2 separate regions of the Homo sapiens genome follow, and region 1 is linked to region 2. A link is a loop called in an ENCODE intact Hi-C map of the cell type or tissue named here. Cell type or tissue: PC-3. All regions are shown on one strand. Links, peaks and the distances in the headings refer to the core of each region. The heading gives the core; the rest is flanking DNA.

Evidence for each region. Peaks named below come from ENCODE experiments on the same cell type or tissue, not always from the same donor. Only the 100,000 strongest peaks of a DNase experiment are listed, where the experiment ranks them.
Region 1: it touches region 2 in a loop (2.4-fold over the local background); 3 of 110 quality-filtered maps call a loop at or near these places.

The regions. Positions count from the first base shown.
Region 1 is chr10:75,646,832-75,657,723 of GRCh38, reverse strand. The region is part of intron 2 of LRMDA (leucine rich melanocyte differentiation associated); the gene reads right to left. Among named protein-coding and RNA genes, the nearest start is that of MIR606, 100 kb to the right of the region's middle. In PC-3, for the core only: a CTCF peak has its summit at 6,045 (motif pointing right); DNase peaks (open chromatin) are centred at 3,263, 3,803, 6,043 and 8,033; H3K4me3 peaks cover 1,479 bases; H3K27ac peaks cover 3,489 bases.
Region 2 is chr10:75,502,535-75,513,426 of GRCh38, reverse strand. All of the region lies in intron 2 of LRMDA (leucine rich melanocyte differentiation associated), which reads right to left. Among named protein-coding and RNA genes, the nearest start is that of MIR606, 44 kb to the left of the region's middle. In PC-3, for the core only: no CTCF peak of the experiment used is centred there; a DNase peak (open chromatin) is centred at 4,876; H3K27ac peaks cover 1,394 bases; H3K27me3 peaks cover 502 bases.

The DNA.
Region 1 (10,892 bases), core at 1,814-9,813, 140 kb before region 2:
AAGCAAACCTAAATACCATTACAGGTCAAATGCCATTTCCACTACTATATGCCTCCTCTATTCAAAAACACATTGACTCTTCACAACAATCCTCAAAGGTACATACTGGTGTTATCCCCATTTTACAGATGAGAAAACTGAGAAAGCAGTTATGTAACCCACCTAGGGCCACACAACTAGAAAGTGAGGGATCAGGGATTTGAATCCCAGGCAGTCTGGTTCCTGGTTCTAGCATTAGTGCTTGCCTGGCTGCTGTGGCTCTCTAGTACCTGGCCCTACCCAACTGTCTGATCATGAATTTCCAGCACACCATTACCCAAGCGCCTACCACGCTTTCACCCTTGCCTTCCATTCTCCTCTCTGATTGCCTTATGAGGATCAGCTCAAATGCCACCATCTTTAAGATCTTTCTGACCACTCCAAATGCCACTGTCATTTCCTGTGAACTCTCACAGCAGGTGGTCCATTTCACCCAGCTCAGTGCTAAAGGACACTAAGTCTCTTATTTTTCACCATTGTTTTCTGTATGCTGGTTGGTTTATCTCAACTGGACTATAAACTCCTTGAGGCTTCAAATACCTGCTCATAGACTGAGTATGTAAATGGACAGCCTTCTACTGCTACCCAATATGTTTTGACCATGCCAGGATTTCCCTGGTGCCAAGTCTGATTCCAAATTTTCTTCCATGCTCCTTCCTCTCAAGCCTATGCCTCCATTTTATTGTCTCTCGGGCTGGCTCACAAATTGAAACAGAACATGATGCTTAATTTTACATCAACCCGTTAAGCCGCTTTAAACACTTTAATACTCCCCAAATGTAGTTAAATATATGAACTTGCACTTAGAGTTGTCAACAACACATTGATGATTTGTTTTATAGTTGCATGTTAATCTACAATCTGTTTAATGCAATCCAATACATTATTCCGGATGGTGATATATAAATTTAAGTCTTAGGCCATGAAATATCATTTAGGATTAAGATTCTAATCTCTTAACAGAGGAGATACCTGCTCACAAAAGCAAGCAGCTGAGGAGAGTGTCTGTGTAGAAAAGGCATCATCATTGTCTCCTCCAACAAGGAAATGAACGGCAGGGCATGCCAGTCCTGGAGGACAGGAATAATGGGGGACAAACAGGGGCTTGGGGAGTCATCTTCCTGCCTCCAAGCAAAGACTCCCTCACTCAATCAGCCTTACAAAAGAGTTTAAAATTCAGTAACCCAAAGCACGGGGACTGCTACTCTTTGTCACTGAAGTCCTCAAGTAAGAGAACAATAAAAAAACAGTAACAACAGCAACCAACAATAGGTAATTCATAGAATGGAATCATAGGAAGTGGGTACTTCTATTATTGTACAGATTGCACAGATAAAGAAACTAAGGCACAGAGGGGTACTTTAACTCATTCAAGGTCACACAGCCAGAAAGCAGCATTGCTGAGCCAAGCAATCTGGCTCCAGAATCTGGGCTCTTAGCCACTACCTACTCTGCTAATCTCCACACAAAACATTAGTCATCAGGCTAATTTCCAGGCTAAAGACTGGAAGACCACTACAAGTACTTTCGGATAAAATAATTGTTCAAAAAACTACTATGGGAATGAGATAGAATGTGAACTATGGTGAACAATTAAAACACAAACTAAAAATATAAGATATGCACTATCCTCAAAAAATTCACAGCTAATGGAAGAAATGAGGCAACCAAGACGGGATCAGCAGAAGGTCACTCCAGTGCAAACAGATGGGTCACATGAGGGGAGCTCCAGGGAGAGAAGCAGATGACCAGGTCACAGAGGGGACAGGCTGGAGAGAGACAGTGGGATGAGGGATGTGCAGGTGAAGGGGCCCAGGCTCCACACACGTTTGAACCAAACATCCTTATCCAGACCCACCCTAAAAATATGTCACTGACCAGTACATGAAACATCTGACAGGCAGAGACACCGCGAGGCCCAAACCTTTCAGGGCAGGGGAACCAACCATGGCTTTCTCTCTGCCTGGAGATGTTTCTCCTCCTCTGAACAGACATCAGTCACTCTAGCATACTGCCTCTCTCCACAGAGCCTGGTCCTGCCCAGACCTCAGGTTCTGGTTCATTGTGACTGACTCCAACATCATCAGATGCTCCATGCCTGAACCCACCCAAAAACTGACTCTCCCAGACTACAGCATGGCTGAAAGCTCTCAGGACACCACAAATGATCAGTTGGGCCTCAAAGATGTGGATAGACCATGCGATGGTCTCCTGATGGTCTCCACATGACCAGATGCATGGCAGGCTGGCCTAGCAAGGCACCTGCCAAGGGAACTGGCAATCCCAACAGGATGGTCAACCTCCATGAACTGCAGCCATCACAACCTTTACCAACTTTGTGCTTCACTGTTTAGAAGTGATATGTATCTCAGAAATGTCAAAATCCTTAGAGAAGTATGGTGATAAAATGAATAGGCTGTTTGCTCTCCATACTGATACACCCAATTTCAGACTGTCAAAGTGCTTTTAGTTATAATAGGAAATGTACAAAGTTAGCTTTGCTTGTTTTGACAACCACAAAAAGGATTTATCAGTTACATGTACCCGTTAAAATGTCGAGGTTCTCAAAGTAAAAATGGATTATAGCCAAATCCTAATATTATTAATGTTTTCATGATAACAAACACACATAACTTTTCAGACAATTCTCCTCGCTGCCTCCGTGGGGAAGAGTTTTGGAAATCCAGTCCGCTTGCCAGAAATTTCTGTTATTTTTATGCAATAAGTCAAAAGAAGTCCATAAAAACTAGAGCAAAGTTAATTTTTTTCTGTTTCGCTTCCAAAAGTGTCACATGATTGTGATTTCAAATCCTTGAGCTGTAAGGATTTCTTTTCATTGTCTTCTGTTGTCTTCTCAAAGACATGCTTTTCTCATTCTTGCTTTCATTGCTTCAAATATATGAAACTCCCACCATTTTCTCTGAAAGCTCCTACAAAGGCATTGTCAGATTTCTAATTCTGTCAAACTTTCTTTTAAGTTGCATTACTGTGCGGTGATGCTGGTGTTCACATCTGTGTATGACTGTGGTTTGGTTTTACTTCTTGTGCTAAACTTACCCTAAGACAAACAAACTGGCAAATCTTCATGCCAGGAAATATTTCTAGAATAAAGAGAAGGAGAGGGGAGAGGACAAGAGCCAAACAATGAAATACTCCAGGTATTAAGGAAAAGGGAAATGACTCAGAACTTCCCAATTATAGAGTTGAAAGCTAAATCTGGTGGCCTCCATCCTCCCATTTGTATTGAAGCTCCATGAGTAAAATTCAACTAGTAAATTTAATATACTCCTGGGTAAGAACTGTTGGTGGCTCCCATTCAACTTATATAAACTGAGTAGATTGATGAGCATTATCTTAGTCACCCTCTAAGACAACCTTGTAAAGATGTAATGTCTCCAATGTACAAGTAAGGCTCAGAGACATTAAGACACCTACCCACAGTCATACAGCCAGTAAGTGATAGAGCCAAGAACTGGACCTTTCAACCACCTCTTGCTGAAATGATCTAATTCCAGATTAAAATTACTATATCACCAAAGGAAAAATCTTTCAACCAAAGATCTGCTTTCCAGCTTCACATTAGCCCATCCCTCCGCCAAAGAAGACAACACATTAGGGGCAGTGCCTGATCACGAGGGGCAGTGCGCTGACTATGGGTGTGACTTCCGGCACTGGGGACCAAATGTCCACATAGAGGCCAACCCGGGGACTTTACTAAACAAATGCTGGACAACTACAAATTTCTTAGCAGACGTAGAGAAGGCTGAGTCAGAGAGACGTGGAAAAAGGGTATACCTAGCAGGCAACAAAAATGAAAGGAATGCCGATGACATTTTTTTGAAAACAATGTCCTGTGAAACTGATGTACAAACACAGGTTATTGGGCTCAAGTTTCAAGGAGTGCATTTTCACACACAAGTATAAGATCATACTTAGAGTTATAAACTAAAACTAAAGAAAAATCTCTTGAAAAGATTAGCAATATAAGTGTTTGTGATTGAAGTTATGTCTAGATGGCTCTTTAGCGAAGCATACGTACATGTGTATGTTACACAGCACATGCAAGGGCAACCCACAGGCACTCTCCCAAGACTGTCCAGAAAATTATATTTTCATTATTACAGTATATTGTATTCAACTGGATATTTACATTGTTACCCTGCAACTCTCTCTCACTCCCCACTGCTTTGGGGAAGGGGCAAATTTAATTAATTTCAAATTAGATTTAGAGTCCTCCTTTATCAGACTTGAATACACCTCTACCTAAACAAGAAGGGGACAGGAACTGAAAATTTTGACTTTTCCTTCAAGAGACCAGACCCTCACCCATCACCTCGAAGTGACAATTAGCAGTTTCTGCAGCACATTATATGAGAACTAACAAGGCAAAGGAATTGAGGGCAGGTTTTTCTCTTCACGATCCTGTCTGAAGCTTAAAAGAAAGCCTGAACACTAAAGAATTCTGAATCCATGTCAGCTCAATAGAGGGCTAAGTCTTTTATCTTCACCTGGAATAGGAATGAAAGAAGAAAAACCCAACAGTTCATTCACTTCCCCAAAAATATTCTCTGCTTCAGTCTTAGAGAGCTTGGAGTCCATTAAAGCCAGAGTGGGTCTCAGAAATCACCTAATGTGACCACCTTATTTTAAAGGGGAGCAAACCTGAGCCCAAAGAAGTCAAGCAACTTGCCCAAGCAGAGAGAGTGTTCAGAATCAACATCTCTGGCCTTTAGTCACCACTTCTCTAGCAGAGGAGGGAAATAAAAGTATGAGCTTTACTCCAAGTGGTAAGAACTTTTGCCCAAATTTTTTTTCCAAGTGCTTGCAAAATTCTATATCAACATATGAATTATGTTTAAACTAGAAACAGGCATTAATGGGCTCAGAAAGAAGTGATCAAAGGGGACCCTATTTTCACAGAATGCTTCCTGGACAGATAGAAGAAACACACACACACATCCCCCAGAATACATGTCTGATAGACCCAGATATGGCATCTCCCACTGACTCCCTCAAAGGAACTCACCGGAAGACACTGCAGCCGAGGACAGTGGACTGTACATTTTATGAGAAAGTCAGTTCTAGACCCAAAGATTAAAACAAAGTACAGGCAGCTCAAAACCCAAGAGGGAAAGCTTAATGCTTCACAGAACTATTCACAGACAAGTTTAAAGAAGAAGCAGTTTATCAGACAAAATAGTTCTGCAAAGCACTGTGATATAGTCAGAAAAACAGCTAGTTCCCAACTAAGTTTATCTGCCCTGACAGCTTCTGTCTTGGCCTGGCAGAGGCTGAGTGTCTACACAGTGAACATAAAGATAACCTACAATGGCTACACATCCCCATCCATTTGCCAAAGGTCACTAAGGATTGAGCATTTTGCTTCAGTGCCTCCACTAATCCAAAGACATGCCAATCTGCTTACTGTTACACAACGTCAGGAGGTTTGGATTTTACTTATCGAGGGATGTCGGACTTGCTTTGTCAGAACTTGGTGGCTATTAGCACAAGGCTGAGTGCCCATGGCTGCAATGAATTTTTTAAAATTATCTGGTTTTAGGATGCCCAGGAAAGAGGACCTGACTAACAAGATGGTGGTAACTATTGTTGGACAACATTTCGCTTTGAGAACATAAAAGCCAAATGGTGAAGCAATGAGAAATTAAATTCATGGCCTGGAAAACAAGCCAAGATTTTAAAATGTCATGTTGATACAGTAGGTGCTCTTGAGAGTGGGGTAGAAAAGATGTCAGGAACTGGATTGATTGCATTTTCATAGCAATACTGTGTGATGGAAGTGGAGAAGTGTCAAGTCTATTGGTACCCTTAAGTGCTTTAGGGGCTCATACCATATCTTTCATCAAAACCCTATACAATGTAAAAAACCCACCATCATATAGCTCAATGTGCTCAGTCACCAAGGCCTACAAAAGACTCTTCCCATAAAAGCCTAAGCAAGATTGGCTGGGTCCTTATGCCTTCCTTTTGGGCCACCGGGAGGTGCTGTTAACAGCAGCATGGCTCTCAACTGACAGATAACTTGGAAAGATAAAGGTGACTATATTCCCTCTTCTAACACAGCTTGAAAATCTCCTCCTAGTACGCCTAAGCCAACATGATTTGGCTTATACACAGATCCTAAGAGGAGCTAATATTTTTCCTTGAGTGTCCAGAGAATGGATGAATAAATGAGCTTGTTGTGAGAGACCACAACACTTCCTATTGACTTCCAGCTGCAGCCTAAGAAGACTGAAATGCACAGAAATCCCTAAGTGGGAGAGTATCCAAGGGCTTATGACAGTGTGCACAGTCTTCAGGGCTGAGCGATACCCTCAAACATAACCCTTTAGAATCACATTTTCTGCCCAGATCCTAGAGCATGGAAGCAGCTTTCTTCTTGAGCCCAGGTTTCGGGACTCATGGATTTACCTCACAGCTCACTGGTAGATGAGGTATACATGATTGGTGCTTAGGGATATATCCTGTCTCTTGCCATACAGCAACATTTTGGCATAACAGCACACAGAGTACAGAAACCTCACTGTGAAAATATACACAAGGCAAGAAAGAAGGAAGACACGGGCCTTTCTAGGGCTAACAGAGAAGAATGTCAGGAGAGAAAAAGACAGAGAAGATCAGGTAGAAAATGGTGGAGAGAACATTTTGGGCCAAGTGTTTTTTTTCTCTTTTCACAACAATGTGAATGACACAAAGAGGCTTCCCTGACCTGAGGAGAGAGTAGGCTGCCCTTTGATGCTGGGGCGACCATCTATAATGCTGATGAGAGTTCTCTCTGGCCCTGTTTGCCCACCATGGGGGCTCATCCTTTGACCGCATCCTCACCCCGGTGCTGACCTCCAGTTTAGTCATGGGACTGCAGGAAGAAGGGTCATCTGAGGGTCAGGAAGATGGTGGCCCTCACACTCACCAGAAATCTGAGCCTTCCAGTTAGAAAAGGGCCCTCCCTCCCTTTCCTTTTAAAGACTTGAAAGACCATTCCAAGTCTGTTTTCTCTGTTGACTTTAAAATCGCCAATACTATCACCTTTCCTTTTCAAAAGTTGGGCAGAGAGGCAAAGAATTGTGGTTGTGACCTGTTCCAGGGTCAGAGCCAAGAGTAGACCCTGCATTGCAACTCCTATCTAGCGGTCTAAATGTTTAAATTCTGCTATCTCTCAACCTTATCATGAAAAAAAAAAGTCAATAATTTAATGGGGGAGACAAAAAATAATTTTGTTATTAAAAGAATAGAGAACCTAGAAATAACTCTTGCATAGATGGTCAAATGATTTTGACAAGGTTACTAAGACAGTCTTTACAACAAATTGTGCTGGAAAACTGGACATCCACATGCCAAAAAAGTGAGTTGGACCCTTACCTAACACTATCTACAAAAATTAGCTCAAAATGGATCAAATAACTGAGCATTTAAGAATGAAAACGATAAAACTTTTAGAAGAAAACATAGGGGGAAAGCTTCATGACACTGGATTTGGCAATGATTTCTTGGATATGACACCAAAAGCACAGGCAACAAAAGAAAGAAAATAGACAAACTAGACTTCATCAACTAAAATCTTGCACATCAAAGGACACTATCAACAGAGTACAAAGGCAACCTATGGAATGAGAAAATATATTTGCAAATCACATATCTGATAAGGGATTAATACTCAAAATAGAAGTCCTAATGCTCAACAATAACATCAACAAAAGAAGACTCAATTCAAAAATGGGCAAAGGACTTGAATAGACAGTTCTCCAAAAACATATGCATATGGCCAATAAGTACATGTAAAGGCATTCAATATGACTAATCATTAGGGAAATACAAATAAAAGCCACATGAGATGCTACTCATACTCACTGAGATGGCCATCATCACACACACCCAAACAAAAAGAAGAGTTGGCAAGGATGTAGAGAAATCGGAAAGTTGTGCAGCTGCTATAAAAAACAATATGGCAGTTCCTCAAAGAATGAGAAATATAATATGACCCAGCAATTCCTCTTCTGGGTATACACCCAAAAGAACTGAACAAAGAAACAGGAAGAGATATCTGTGCACTAATGTTTACAGCAGCATTATTCACAGTAGACAAAGACAGAAGTGGTCCAAGTCTCCACTGATGGGTGAACAGATAAAATATGGTATGTACATATAGTGGCATTATTTGTAATAGCCAAAAACTGGAAATAATCCAAATGCCTATCAACATATGAACAGATACACAAGTGTTGTGTTCAAAAAACAAAGTGCTGAAGAGGTATCTGTACACTCATGTTTAGGAAAGCACAATAGCCAAAAGGTGGAAGTAACCCAACTGTTCACTGATGGATAGATAAGCTAAATGTGATCTATACATACAGTGCAATATTATTCAGCCTTAAAAATGAAGAAAATTCTGACACATGCCACAATATGAACCTTGAACATAGGCTAAGTGAAAGAAGCCAGACACAAAAGGATAAATACTGTATAATTCACCCATATGAGGTACTCAGTGGTGCTCAGTCGAATTCAGAGAGCCAGAAAGTAGAATTGTGGTTGCTAGGGGCTAAGGGGAGGGAGGAATGGGGAGTTACTGTTTAATGGGTTTCAGCTTTACAAAATGAACAAAGTTCTGCAGATGGATGGTGCTGATGATTGCACAATATGAAGGTACTTAATGCCACTGAACTGTATACTTTAAAATGGTTAAAGTGGTTTAAAACAATGGGTTACATGGGACCACAGCCCATGTAACAGGAGAAACAATCATTCCATAGCCCAGTGCACTGGAAGTTCGAGTTTTCAACTACTCAGAACATCTGTTTCTTCATTTTTGATATGGGAATATGCCCACCACCCAAATGAGACAGAGCACCAGGGAGTCCTGGTATCATCCCTAACACATGTTAGGCATTCAATAAACCTTAGTTACCTGCTCCTTCCCCAGAGCAAATACTCTCTGTTTCCAACTTAGAAAAGTGAAACTTCCTTTTTTCTTAATTGTCAGGTTTGCTGTGAGGTAATTGGCAGCTTCCTTTGATTTCAGGATTGCTCTAGATGTTTTGCACAGAGAGGCTCCAGAGTCTTTGTAGGGCTTGATGGCCAGATAATGAGACTGTATTTCTGCTCACATCCCCAAGCAGACCAGGACCCAGGCCCACGTGGTCCATATTTGCATATGTGGAGCAGCACAAAATCTGAATGCAAGTAATAAATTTCCTATAAGAGCCCCCTGCACAGTCTCTACTTAGAAAGTCGAAATAGGACACAGGAAAAAAACACTTTTCCCGGGTTTTCTTTGATTCTCAAGCAGATAATTCTGCTCCACTGAGCAGCCCAAGTTGTAGGGAAAGGCACACCATGCTAGCAAGAGGCAGTGTGGCAGGGTGAGAAGCATCAGGTTTCAGAGACACAGAACCTTGGTTAAAACTCCAGCTTGGCCACTCACCATGATCTAGGGCAAGTTCTCAAACATTCAGCCTTGTTATCCTCATCTGTTAAATAAAGAGAACAGCCCCTGCCTAACAGGGTGGTTGTGAAGATTACTTAACTTAATGTACATCCTGATATAACAGTTATGAGAAAAACAAAGTATCACAGTATGAACATCAGCAGGTTCCCTGTTATATCCCTAAGCCATACTAGCTGAGCCACCCAAAGGGAAGTTGTGCTCCCTTTCTGAGAAGTAGCATTTGGTATCATTTGGAGGCAAGGGTGGAAACCATTCCTTTCAATACCCCATCTTCAGGCAAACCACAACTGCGAGCTCCAGAACTTCACTCTCCTGACTCTCGTGGTTTGGTGTGGGTAGGGGTGGTGGGTGAGAGCAGAAGTGGGCAGGAGTGGGACCAGAGAGAGACTAAGAGAGACCTAGAGACCAGCTACCTTGGTCCCTCTCTCCAAGTCCAATTCCCAGTCACCAAGAGGGCCAGCTATATCTTTGATTTTCGGTTCCATGAGATAAGTCAGTGCCTTTATAAGTCCTTTATTTATGCTTAAGTTATCTCAAGTTGGTTACTATTTTAATGCAATTAAGAGTCTTGACCAAGACACAAACCCAGAAGCCATACCCATACAGGGGTCACAAAAAAAGCTCTTACCTCTTCTACCTGCCTTCTCTCTTTGTCACATCAGCACACATCAGTGGGATGTACATGACCCATTCTGCTCATTCACCTCTTTGTTCAAGAGCATGCCTCCCTTTCTCCCCTACGTACACACACCACCACTGCCACTACCGCCACTCTATCTTGGCTAATTATACAAACTGCCAACAGCAATGTGCTGGTATTAGAAGCATGGAGTTGGCACCTCCCTCTGCATGGTCCCCAGCCTGTTTGAGTCTCCTTCATGGGGCTGAAAACCACCCATAATTACCTCCATCACAGCCAAAGATTTTAGTAACAATAGAGCATTTAAGTCTTTAGGGTTTTAAAAAAAAATTGGACATGGTTGCAAGAGTTCCAGCTCAAAGTTGCACTTTGTACACACTGCCTCGGGATGCACTTCCTACGACTTGTTGCAGCTGGTGAAGGAGGGTAGGAGAGGAGGCAAGCAAGGCCTCAGGAAAGTCTGGCAGCAAGAGCCGGGGAGGTCCGGGGGAAAAGCAGCGTTGGGCAAGCTCCATCTCCCTAATCTGCATGGGACTGCCGGCCAAGTTTGCTCTCTGAGCTGTGAGAAGGACCAATTAATTTATCAATCTGCACCTCTTTCTGCCATAACATATTTCCCTCTTGCCAACAAAAAATGTGTCCATTATCAGGCAGGTCCCTGTCCTCCTAAGCAGCCCATACGGCTGTATAATTACACTTCTTTCCTTGACAACTTGCATGATTGTTTTCCTAACAGTATATTACTTCGTT
Region 2 (10,892 bases), core at 1,633-9,632:
CAAAACACAGAGAGGCACACTGAGAAGCGATATGTTCTCCACAGGGATGATATTTGTATGGTGGTGACAAAAATGTGACATCTGTGCAAATAAGAAAGCAAGCCAACACGCACGCAAGAAAGCGTGATAGGAAGACACAGAGACAGAGACAGAGACAGCAAGCATGCACGTAATGGAATGGAACGAGAAACAAAAATCAACCCTGAAGTTTGTTACACCGGAGTGGGGGAAAAAACTCCTTCAATCACAAATTTTTCACATCTGCCACAAAGCATTTCACAGCACCTTCAAGTCAGATGGCCCTGGTGAAAGGTTTTAACAAGTAACTACCCCAAGTGGTAAGGCTCAGAAAATGAACTTTCAATTCTGTTAATTTTCCAGTTAAACAATTCTGATTCTCTCTACAGGGAGGGAATTAAACTCCCCAAACCGAGAAAACCCCCTTTTTCACATAACAACTGATATGGTAAAGATAAAACTTGGCTATGTAATGGCCTCATTACTCTTGCTGCAAACCATCTGTCAAATTTTGTTTAACAAGTAGGGTAAATTCAAGAGAAATAAATAACAGTTTTCTGCAAACCCTCATGTCCACACAGGTATACTTTAAATGAGCTATGCTTGACATAAAGCACACATGCACACTTACTTTCTCAATTTCCTGGCAATGCACTCTTGCTTAAATACACAACCATCAAGCAGAGAGAGAGATGCAAATCATTCCCACCGCAGCCGCTGCTGCTCCTCCGCCCATTTCATTCCTCTGGGAACTCCGACCCAAACCAGTTCTGCCCCTTCCCAGCTGCCAGTTCCCAAGAACCATCACGACTCACTCGCAGCCCTCCTAAAACAAACAGCACATAAATCAGCAACAAAAACTAACTCAACTTCAAACCAGCCCGGTCCAACATTAATAGTGCCTTTGTTGTCAATAAACCTATATTTGACTTCTCCTATTTTTATGTGTATTTTATTTATAAATTACTAATGCTTTTCCTGGAGCAAAATGGTCAAAGTAATACTCTACACAGAGCCATACTCTGTCAGCTGGAGAAGGAAAAAAAAAAAATAACAGCTCACATTGATTCAAGGGGAGAAAACGATTAGCTGTGAATATACAGGAATTTCCCAGTTCTGATCACCAGCACCTACACTTTCCATCCCACCTACCAGGAGGGAAGCAGCAAGACATGGACCTTTATGGCACAGTCAGTCAGACTGATGGAAAGTGGAAGTCATAGCTCTGAGGACCCGTTCAACCTTGGCTTTGCCTGTTTTTCAGAGACAATAGTATTGATGTACTTGTCCAAACAGATGAAAGTGTAGATGATGTGGTGTTGGTGGTGCTAGTAGTTTTATTGCCAAGTGAGAACCTACTACAAACCTGGTACATGACAGAACCTCCTTGCCCCTTAGAAATGTGAAGAACTTCCAGAAGCAATAGTTCACTCTTCCCCAAACTTCAGACCAAGCTAGGACATGCTGCTTGCTGGAGCAGATGAAAGAGTTAAGCCACTTACAGAGGGAGGCAGAAGAGGAGGAGGACAGGATTTAACAAGAAGTTCCAGTTCTTTCTTTGCCCAGAATCCAGAAGACCCAATTCTCTCTGGTGGGGAGCTCATGATCTAGAAGGTTTGAAAGGGAAAGTGCCTCATATGAAGGGAACAGAAGAAAAAGACAACAGTCCAAGTGTCTTGAGCCATCTGGCTTAGGGGAAACTTTCTCCCTCTGATTCCTGGTTCAACTGGTTAAAAATATAGGTTATTTTTACACAACATGGGAGATAGTGAGAACCATTATGTGGACAGGTAACATCTGTCATCTTGGGGTGGGGGACAACAGTGCTGAAATGCCAAAGCCTTTCCCAAGCTGGGCCAATTTACAAAGAGACACATGGGGTCCTACCTTCCGAACATCACAGGTGCACTCCCAGTAAGAGCAGGAAGGTATCTGAGAGACTGTGTTCAGCCCCTCACTTAATCCCTGAGGAAACGGGCTCACAGTCCCACAGTATGTTGAGGGGTAAAGTTGCTACCAGAATCCTGGTTTCCCCACTCCTCCAATATTCTCTTTGGTTTTTTGTTGTTTTTTTGAAGCAAGGTCTCACTCTATTGCCCAGGCTGGAGTGTGATGGCACAATCACAGCTCACCGCACCCTTGACCTCCTGTGCTGAGGCAATCCTCCCACCTCAGCCTCGCGAGTAGGTGGGACTACAGATGCACACCACCACACATGGCTAATTTTTGTTTTGTTTTTGTTTTGTAGAGATGAGGTTTCGCCATGTCGCTCAGGCTGGTCTCGAACTCCTGGGCTCAAGCGATCTGCCCACCTCAGCCCCCGCAAAGTGCTGGAATTACAGGTGTGATACACTATTTTTAATCCATAAAAGGTGAGGCTCTTCCCAAATCAATACAGTAGGTGCCAGTGTGGGCACAGAAGGGAACAGAGAAAAGGGGGACTGTTACCATGTCAACTGCCTTGTTTTTCCTCCAGGCATCCAGCTATGGAATGGGCAGGTACAAACTCAGATCAGTGGCCTGGCCTTTTTTGGATATGTGTGGCTATTTCAGAAAAGGATGACCCACTCTCCTGCCTCAGGGACTAGGCCAGCCCCACCCTCCCTGGGCTTGCTCATCTCCTCCCACTAACTTCTCTTCTGCCTCCATGGCCAACACCCCCACCTCTTTCAGCCTTGCCTCCAGACCAGCCTCCTCCTTCCCCACAGGAACTGTCACAGACCACCATCCATTCAACTGGCCAAGAGAGCAAACCTGAGTTTGCTGTCTCAAGAGGCTTCAGCTTGGAGCTGGTAGATTTCATCTATCCAAATCTCAATCACCCTTCAGAACTCAGCTCGAATTATATTTCTTCCCCCAAGAAGCCTCTCATACCCTCATGTGTTAGAAATTTTGGATTACTCCACCCCCTCTAGTGCTCTTAAGCAACCATTAACACCCAACATGTCAGGAACAAGTTTTAGTCCAAAACTACAGTGTGTAACATACAAGTCCTCTTCCCAGGGACCCAACAGCATCTATGCTTTTCTTCACCTCTGACTCTCCTCCCCAGAGTCCAGGAAATCTCCACCTGGTATTCAGAGTCAGCCAGTTCTTCTGTCACCATGCATTCTTCCAAATCTTTTTTCCTTACATTTGGGCTTAAATTTTTGTCATTCAAAAGCCCAGATAGGACTCTCCTCTCCCCTATTTTCTGTCATGCCATCACTTGTGGAAGAAAGCAAGCACCAAGTACCCAAGTTGAGGGAAAGGAAGGAATGGCAAGAGGTCCAAAGAAATGAAGATTTTCAAAAGTAAAGGGAAATGCAAAGCTCAGTGATTATCTCAAATTAAATATCCTGTCACACAAACATTTATTGATTGCCTCTTCTGTGCCAGGTACTCTGCCAGGCATTTTTGTTTCTGGTCTCCCATTTGAACTCAGGGCAACCCTGTCTGTTTTGGAGGAAAAAATAGACTGGGTGGGCAGATGACTTCCTCAGAGTCACACAATCAGTAGCCCCACATGCGGTCTGCCCTCTGCCTCAGACAGGCTGTAAGAGCCTCAAGACTGGGGCTGTAAGTTCATCCACACACCGGGAGATAAGGTGAAGTGGTTCAACATGAGAAGTGAGCAAATTCAGATCCCTTATTTTGCAGATAGAGAAACTGAGGCCAGAAAACTGAAGTGACTTCCCAGTGTCTCCTGACCAAAAGAAAAATAAGCATTAAATGAAGAGAAAGGAAATAATGAAGTGGAAAGGATAGTTGACCTCAAATAGAAACATGGATGCTAGTCCCGGTTCTGCCACCAATCAAGACAACCCACCTCTCTGGGGCTCAGTGTCATCTGTAAAATAAGGCCTGGAAGAAATACAGCAAATCATGGTGTCAACAGGTATCAGAGACACCCTTCTGGCATCAGTATTCTGTAACTCTCAGAGAGCCACAGTCTTAAAGTCTTTCTAGACACAATCTTAAAAGTAGAAGACTAAATAATATGCACATGTCACATCATACAAAAACATGCTGTGGAAGCAGAAAGTAAAAGGAAATTTTGAGCATAATATGAGTTTTGAATTTAATATTTGCTTATTTTTTTCTTTTTCCTCCTGGTAAAATTGCTTAAGAGTGTTACACACACACACATATACACATATACACAGCCCATTCGACCTCTCTAGCCACGTGGGTTTCTGCTCCCAGACAACACTGCACCACGAACGGGGTAGGAGATGTCAGCCAGCAACGGTGGCCCATGAGGGCCAACAAACAGCAGCCAAGCACTCCCACTGTCACCACCCTAAAACACCTGGTCGAGTCTGATTAATGAGATGAGGACCAGATGCTTAAAAATGTCTGCTAAATTAAAAGAAAAAGAAGAAACAAAGAGAAAAGGAAAGGAAACCAGAAGCCTGCCTTTAATATAGTGCACTTTGTTATCTGTAATGTCTTTCAACCACAGATAACAGAATCAACCACATGGAATCTAAGATGCACGCCAGGTGAAAAAACACCATAAAGACATAATAAAAAGTTCCACCAGTGCCCATAAATTGCTGGGGGACTGTTACAAGGGCAGAGTCATAAATTCTTAATGTTTCCCAAATTAGAGGGTACCAACACATATGCAAATATATTTGTGTGGGTAATTGAGGACTAAAAATCTTACATTAAGCACAGCTACCTCCTTCAAACGCTGTTAGGGGAGCCTCTGACAGGCACACTCATACAGCACACACTGTAGGAATTCAATTTGGAAACCATCATCTAAAGCACAGAGGAGAACAGGAAAGTCATATTGCTATAATGCTTAGATTATCAATCATCTTGACAGTTTATTGGCTTTATCACCACACATACCATTAAAATGATGTCTGGCCTAGACTGTCAGGAGCAAACATTAAACAGACCAGGATTAAAAAGCAGATCCCAAACAGCACTCCAGTCAAGTTTCTCTTCCACTCTGAAATTAGTTAGAGCTGACTAAGAAACTGGCACTAGACTTTGAAGAAATATACAGCCCAAAAGGCTGAGAGTCAACTCAGACCTGACAAGCTGATAGGTAATGTCATGTTATGGCAAATCTGACTCTCCTGTGGTTGATTTATCACGTACTCTGTGCAACAGAATGATTGCTAATGGTGGAAGGGAGAGGGGGGGAAAAAAACACCACCATAATTTGCCTCTTCTTGCAACCAAGGGCTTGTATCAAAAGGGCCAAGCCAGCTCCCTGAAGTGGGGTAGGAATGCTAATAAATTCACACTACTGAGCAAACATATTAACATTACCCCCACACAGGTTATTAAAGTAATTTTACAGATTCAGAAGAACTGAACAGGCAGCAGAAGAGACATTCATAATTCAAGAGCTCTAGACAGCGAAAGAGTTACGAACCCTATACGTTTTTAAAATGCTTCTGCATGTGTCACTTTGGCAAGGAAATCTCAACACAATTAAAACTATACTAGCACATCAATAGGGCTCAATTGAGAGCTGTGTACCTGCCTTTTACTAGGCCAGGGCTTTATAGATGCCTCAGGAAGAAAAGGGAAATAGGAAATTCACCGCTAATTAAAGGGAACCTTCTGTGCCTAAGGACAAATGGTGGCATTTCTAAAATATATATAAAAGAAACACATTTCCAAATCTCTGCCAAGGGTTTGGCTTTTTCACAGTCCCTAGAACTATTCTGTGTTTGTTTGGAAGTTACAGAGCTATTCTGTTTGTGATTAATAGTTTGCTTTCCAGTACAAATAAGTCATTAAGAAGGGTAGGGTGGGGCACAGAGAGAAGTGACAGAATAGGAACTGGCTCCGAAACAATGCGAGTAAAAAATTCAGACCACATTTTTCAATCTTTCACTCCATTGCTTATTTACCCAAGTGAGGTTCCCTGCCTGTCTCTCTGGGTGACTTCAACATGACCCTTTAAGTGAAAAAACTCATTGGGACACCATATCAGAGGCCCTTTCTCTACTTCCTTTCACCTAGCTGGGCTTTTTGGTACCTTGAAAACTCAGCTAATTCATGATTAAGAAAAGAATCTGGAAAATGATGGCACAAAAGCAGCCAGGAGGCATGAAGAAGCTGCTTCAGGAGAGCTCCTGCCCTTGCTGGGGTACCCCTGTGACACTCCAGGGTCGCCCCCAATAGGCTGTAGTGCCATTTTGTGATGCTTCCAGCCAGCCATCTTTCTCCAAGCAGTGCCATCCTGTTTTGTTGGTTGTACGCTGGAGTGGAGGAACTGACAATACACCATTTACCGAGGGAGAGTCACTCCCTGTACAACAGATGTCACCAGGAAAAAAAAAAAAAAGATGCCAGAACACAAGGCTTGTACACTGCTGAGCAAACACTGAATTTTGCACCTGAATGAGCATCTGGGTTTGAGAGACCAGGCAAGACCCACCCACATCCCCAAACACGCACTCACCCAACCACAGCACAACTCTCCCCAAGGGCCCCAAGAGAGCTAAATGGGGGAAAGGCAGCCAGCATCCAAGCTCCTCACACCAGGAACTTCCTCTGCCATTGCTTCTGGCTCAGGTTTCCAAAGCACTTTCACTAAGGGTGAAGAGAGAACCTCCCACAACAACCCCCTCGTGCCAGGAAACCTGAAAGAATCTCTGCTTTCACACTCCAAGACACCAGGCACCAAGATTTCCATGGGGAAAGACATAGCAGTCAGTGAAATCAATCATCATGGTCACTGGGCACCGGCCAAGGGACCAACATGGCGCTGAACTCTACAGGGGATACATGGGACTTTTAAAGCATGGTCCATGTCTCTCCACCAAGCCTACAACCAACCCAATTGGGGACCATGATTGGTTTATCACCAAGTAGATGGAGAGTTTCATGGTTTGCTCTCGCCACTGGCCCATGAGCTCCTACAGGGCAGGGACCACATCTCACTGATCTGCTATAAGACACCAAAAAAAAACAACAGAAATGAATGAAAAAAATAAATGAATGATTGATTTTTTAAGAAATCAAAAAATAATAAGCACAGGGTAAAAAGGCAGAACTGTTAGTTGGTTTGGAAATCCCAGCTTTGCTGCCAGTTCAGGCCATTCTCCACTCAGTGACTTAGAGAAATCAGACAGGGGAGTGGCAGGAAGTGGAACAAATGTGTTCTCTTTTCTCTAAGTCCTCTCAGAATGCCCTCCTATTCCCCATCACACCTGCGTAATGCCATGTCCATCTTATCCTGAGAGTCTATGTTTGGGGTCACTCAGCCTGGTTGTAATCAGAAAGGTAAAGCAGGACAGGATTAGTGGGAGTACTACTAAGAAATGAAAAACCAGAGGTTTATTTTAGCTTGTTCTACTTATGGTTCATTGACTTCTGCCCTGAAAACAGCTCCAAACGACTCCCAGGGGTCAGCCAAACACTAAGTTCACCGCAGGTTTTCTCACTATGAAACTAATAAGCCTTAAAGGCTCTGTGTTTGTATTTTAGGTGCTACTACAAGAGGGATGGAGGAGGAGAGTTAATATGGCCCATAGTAGACTCTTAATAAACATGTGTTGAATGAAACTGAGACACACAATAGTAACTTGGAAAGTTAAATAATTCAGCATGAGACACACCATCAGCATGAGAACTGCTGTCATTACACCATGTGGTGACAGGGGCAATAAGTGTTAAAAATTCACCTAAAGGAGCAGCTGGAGTAGGGGTGGAGGGATCAGGGACAGCTTTAAGCAAAGGGTAGGAATCAGCTGGTCAGGGAAACATGAAAGAAGGGCATTCCAGGCAGGAAGAATATGGGGGGTCCATGAGTGCAGCAAGTACATGAAGTGGTAGAATAAAGGGTTCATGGAGGGAAGTCAAGGGAGCTGAGATGGGATGCAGGAGAGACTGTAAGGATCTAAACAGCACAAAATGAACATCTAACCCTTGCTCCTGCTCTTCTCCTGCCAACTGGTCCTGTTCCACGTTTTCTGTTTAGTGACTGTGCCACTGTGGTAGAGATTGCTGGCTGTCCCCTGATTATCTACAACTATGTGTGGCCATGAGACTCAGTTCTGACCCTTGGGATGTAAGCAACTTCTGGGTGGTGACCTTGAAGGGAAAAATCTAGAATGTGAACATACTAGTGAGCCAGCTATAACCATGCTAAGGACAATGGTCTAGAGATGGCAGAGCAATAAAACAGAAGGATTCTAGAAGTACAATGCCATGAGACCACCAGATCAGCCCTGGAGTGCTTACACTTGGACTGAGATGAGAGCAATCCATTTCTCTCTTGTTAGCTACTCTTGAGTCCTGTTTTAACAGCCAAACCTGTGTCATAACTAAAACAACCCTTATTCATCCCATTTCCAAGCCAGGCACTCAGGTGTGATCCTGGACTCCTTCCTCTCTTTCCCATAACCTATCTCTCACCTAGTTCTTCTGATGTTAATCTGTATCAATCACTCAAACTTGCCCTCTGTACTCCATCTCACTGCAACAGCCAAGGATGACATGATCTACCTACACCTACTCTGACCTCCCCCAATCCATTTATCCACTCTGTAGCCAGAGTGATTTTTTTCTAGACACAAATCTGATAAAAGTCCCCTGATTTAAATTGCCAATGTTTCCCACTGTTCTTAGGGTAACAGTAAAAATCTTTATACACACCTTACAAGGCTCAGCGTGGTAATCCCTACCTACCCCTCTTATGCCACACTCCATACCAACCTTCTACTAGTTCCTAATGCTTTCTCCTCCCACAAGGCCTTTGCACATGCTGTTACCACTGCCTAGAATGCTTTTTCCTCCCCTCCTTGTTGAGATAAGTCCTACCTATCCTTCAGATCTTAACCTAATACCCTGCTTAGAGAAGATGACTCCCCCCTATTACTACAGACGTTATTACATGCATTTATCCTATGAGGCTGTCTTACAATATCTCCATTTGTTACTGGCCAAACCTTTGATATGACTTATTTTTCCATTAATCTAATAAAATATGAAGTGGATTTTACATTTAGTTGATTCATGCCACTTCCTCCCTGCCCCATCCCCCCAAACCCCACTCACAACTGAAAGCTCAGCAAGGGTAGGGACATTCTTGTGTTGAGCTCCCTCCTGAATCCCTAGCACCCAGCATAATGCATGGCACATAGAGGCACTCAACAAATATGGGGTGCCGTGGCTCACGCCTATAACCCCAGCACTTCAGGAGGCCAAGGCAGGTGGATTGCTTACGCCCAGGAGTTGGAGACCAGCCTAGGCAACATGGTGAAACTCCATCTCTACAAAAATAATACAAACATTACCCAGGCACTACTCAGGAGGTTGAGGTGGGAGGATCACCTGAGCCCAGGAAGGTCAAGGCTGCAGTGAGCCGTGATTGTACCACTGCACTCCAGAGCCTGAGTGGTAGAGTGAGACCCTGTCTCAAAAAAAAAAAAAAAATGGGATTAATAAATAAATGACCTAACACACAAATGAATGAATGGATGGCCCTGATATCTTCAATTCCTTATGCTTCATTAATACCCCTTATTATCTGGTATGTGGCTAATCAAATACCCTTACACTTCCAGATTGTTGACCTTTCCAAATGAAGCCAAGACTCTCACAACTGAATATGGAATAAATATCCCATCTGTTCTCCCTCTCTCAGGTTCTTCCCCCATAAAGACAACCTACTGTGCGAGTGTAGTTTCTTATATACTTTATTCCCAATATAACTACTGTAATATCAAAAAAAATCCCAGAGGAACTGAGTATCACTAGTACTTAATGACCCATTAGACAGCCACCTTGATGCAAACCAGAAGGTGGTTAATGCTCTAACAAACTGATTCTAAACCAAGGTAACAGAGGGTGACAAAGGGATTGCAACTTCTATAAACCAATAGTCATGGTTTATAACACTAATATTTTATTAGCCTAATGGAAAATAGGGCATACCAGATTCATGACCAATTATAAAGCAAGAAAACTAAATCATGGGGGCTGTGGCCAAGTTCCCCCTAAATGTCTGAGTCCACAGGCCTAATGTCATTTGAATCCCCATATTTTTCCTTTAAACATCCACCACCACCCCTGCCCTGCACACACATACAGCAGCAACAGTCTCCAGCATGAGAAGCCACAACACCCAAACTGCATAATGCAGTGTTCTAGAAGAAGCCAATGAAATTTCCCTAAAAGTCAGCTGGCTTCACATTCATGTGCAAACTTATTTTTTAAAGAAGGCAAGCACAACTGCAGTACCTGTAATAATAAAAAAAAAAAAAACAGGCTATCAACTAACAGTGGGCAGCCTCATGTCCAAAATGGACATTCCCTAGAGAATGCAGTCCCTGCCTGGCTTTTGCACTTTTACATGGTGAGCATTAAAAAGGCTTCATGCACCTGTTGCCATCTCACCCTACCACAGGTGCTTCAGTGTTTTGAGTCTCAGGTTCAGTGTGAGAAGGGAAGCAAATGATACAAATAGGTGTTGCTGTGGGTCACAGGGTGGTGTGGGCTGTGCAGGGGGTTTTCAGGCCACACAGGAAAGAGAAGAAAAGGTTGCCTCTACCTGGGGACTGCAGGACTGGACAGGGAAGAACAGCACCAGTCAGGGCAAGAAGGAGGAGAAGTGTGCCTGCAAAACTTCCATGACATGGAGGTTTACCTATATAACAAACCTGCACGTGTACCCCAAACCTAAAATAAAAGTTAAAAATAAACAAATATAAAATAAAGAGAAAGAAGTGTGTACCCACTAGTGCCTCAGGAGGCCTCTGAACCCTTTGGAAGAAACAGCAAGAGTAAACTTAAGCCCATACTTGCACCTGCCTGAGTTCAAGGGCCAACCAGGCCCTGAGGCCAGGATCAGCTAGAGGTGAACCTGACACGAGTCATTCCCGAAGACATTTATTGTACCAGATTCTTCCCAAAGA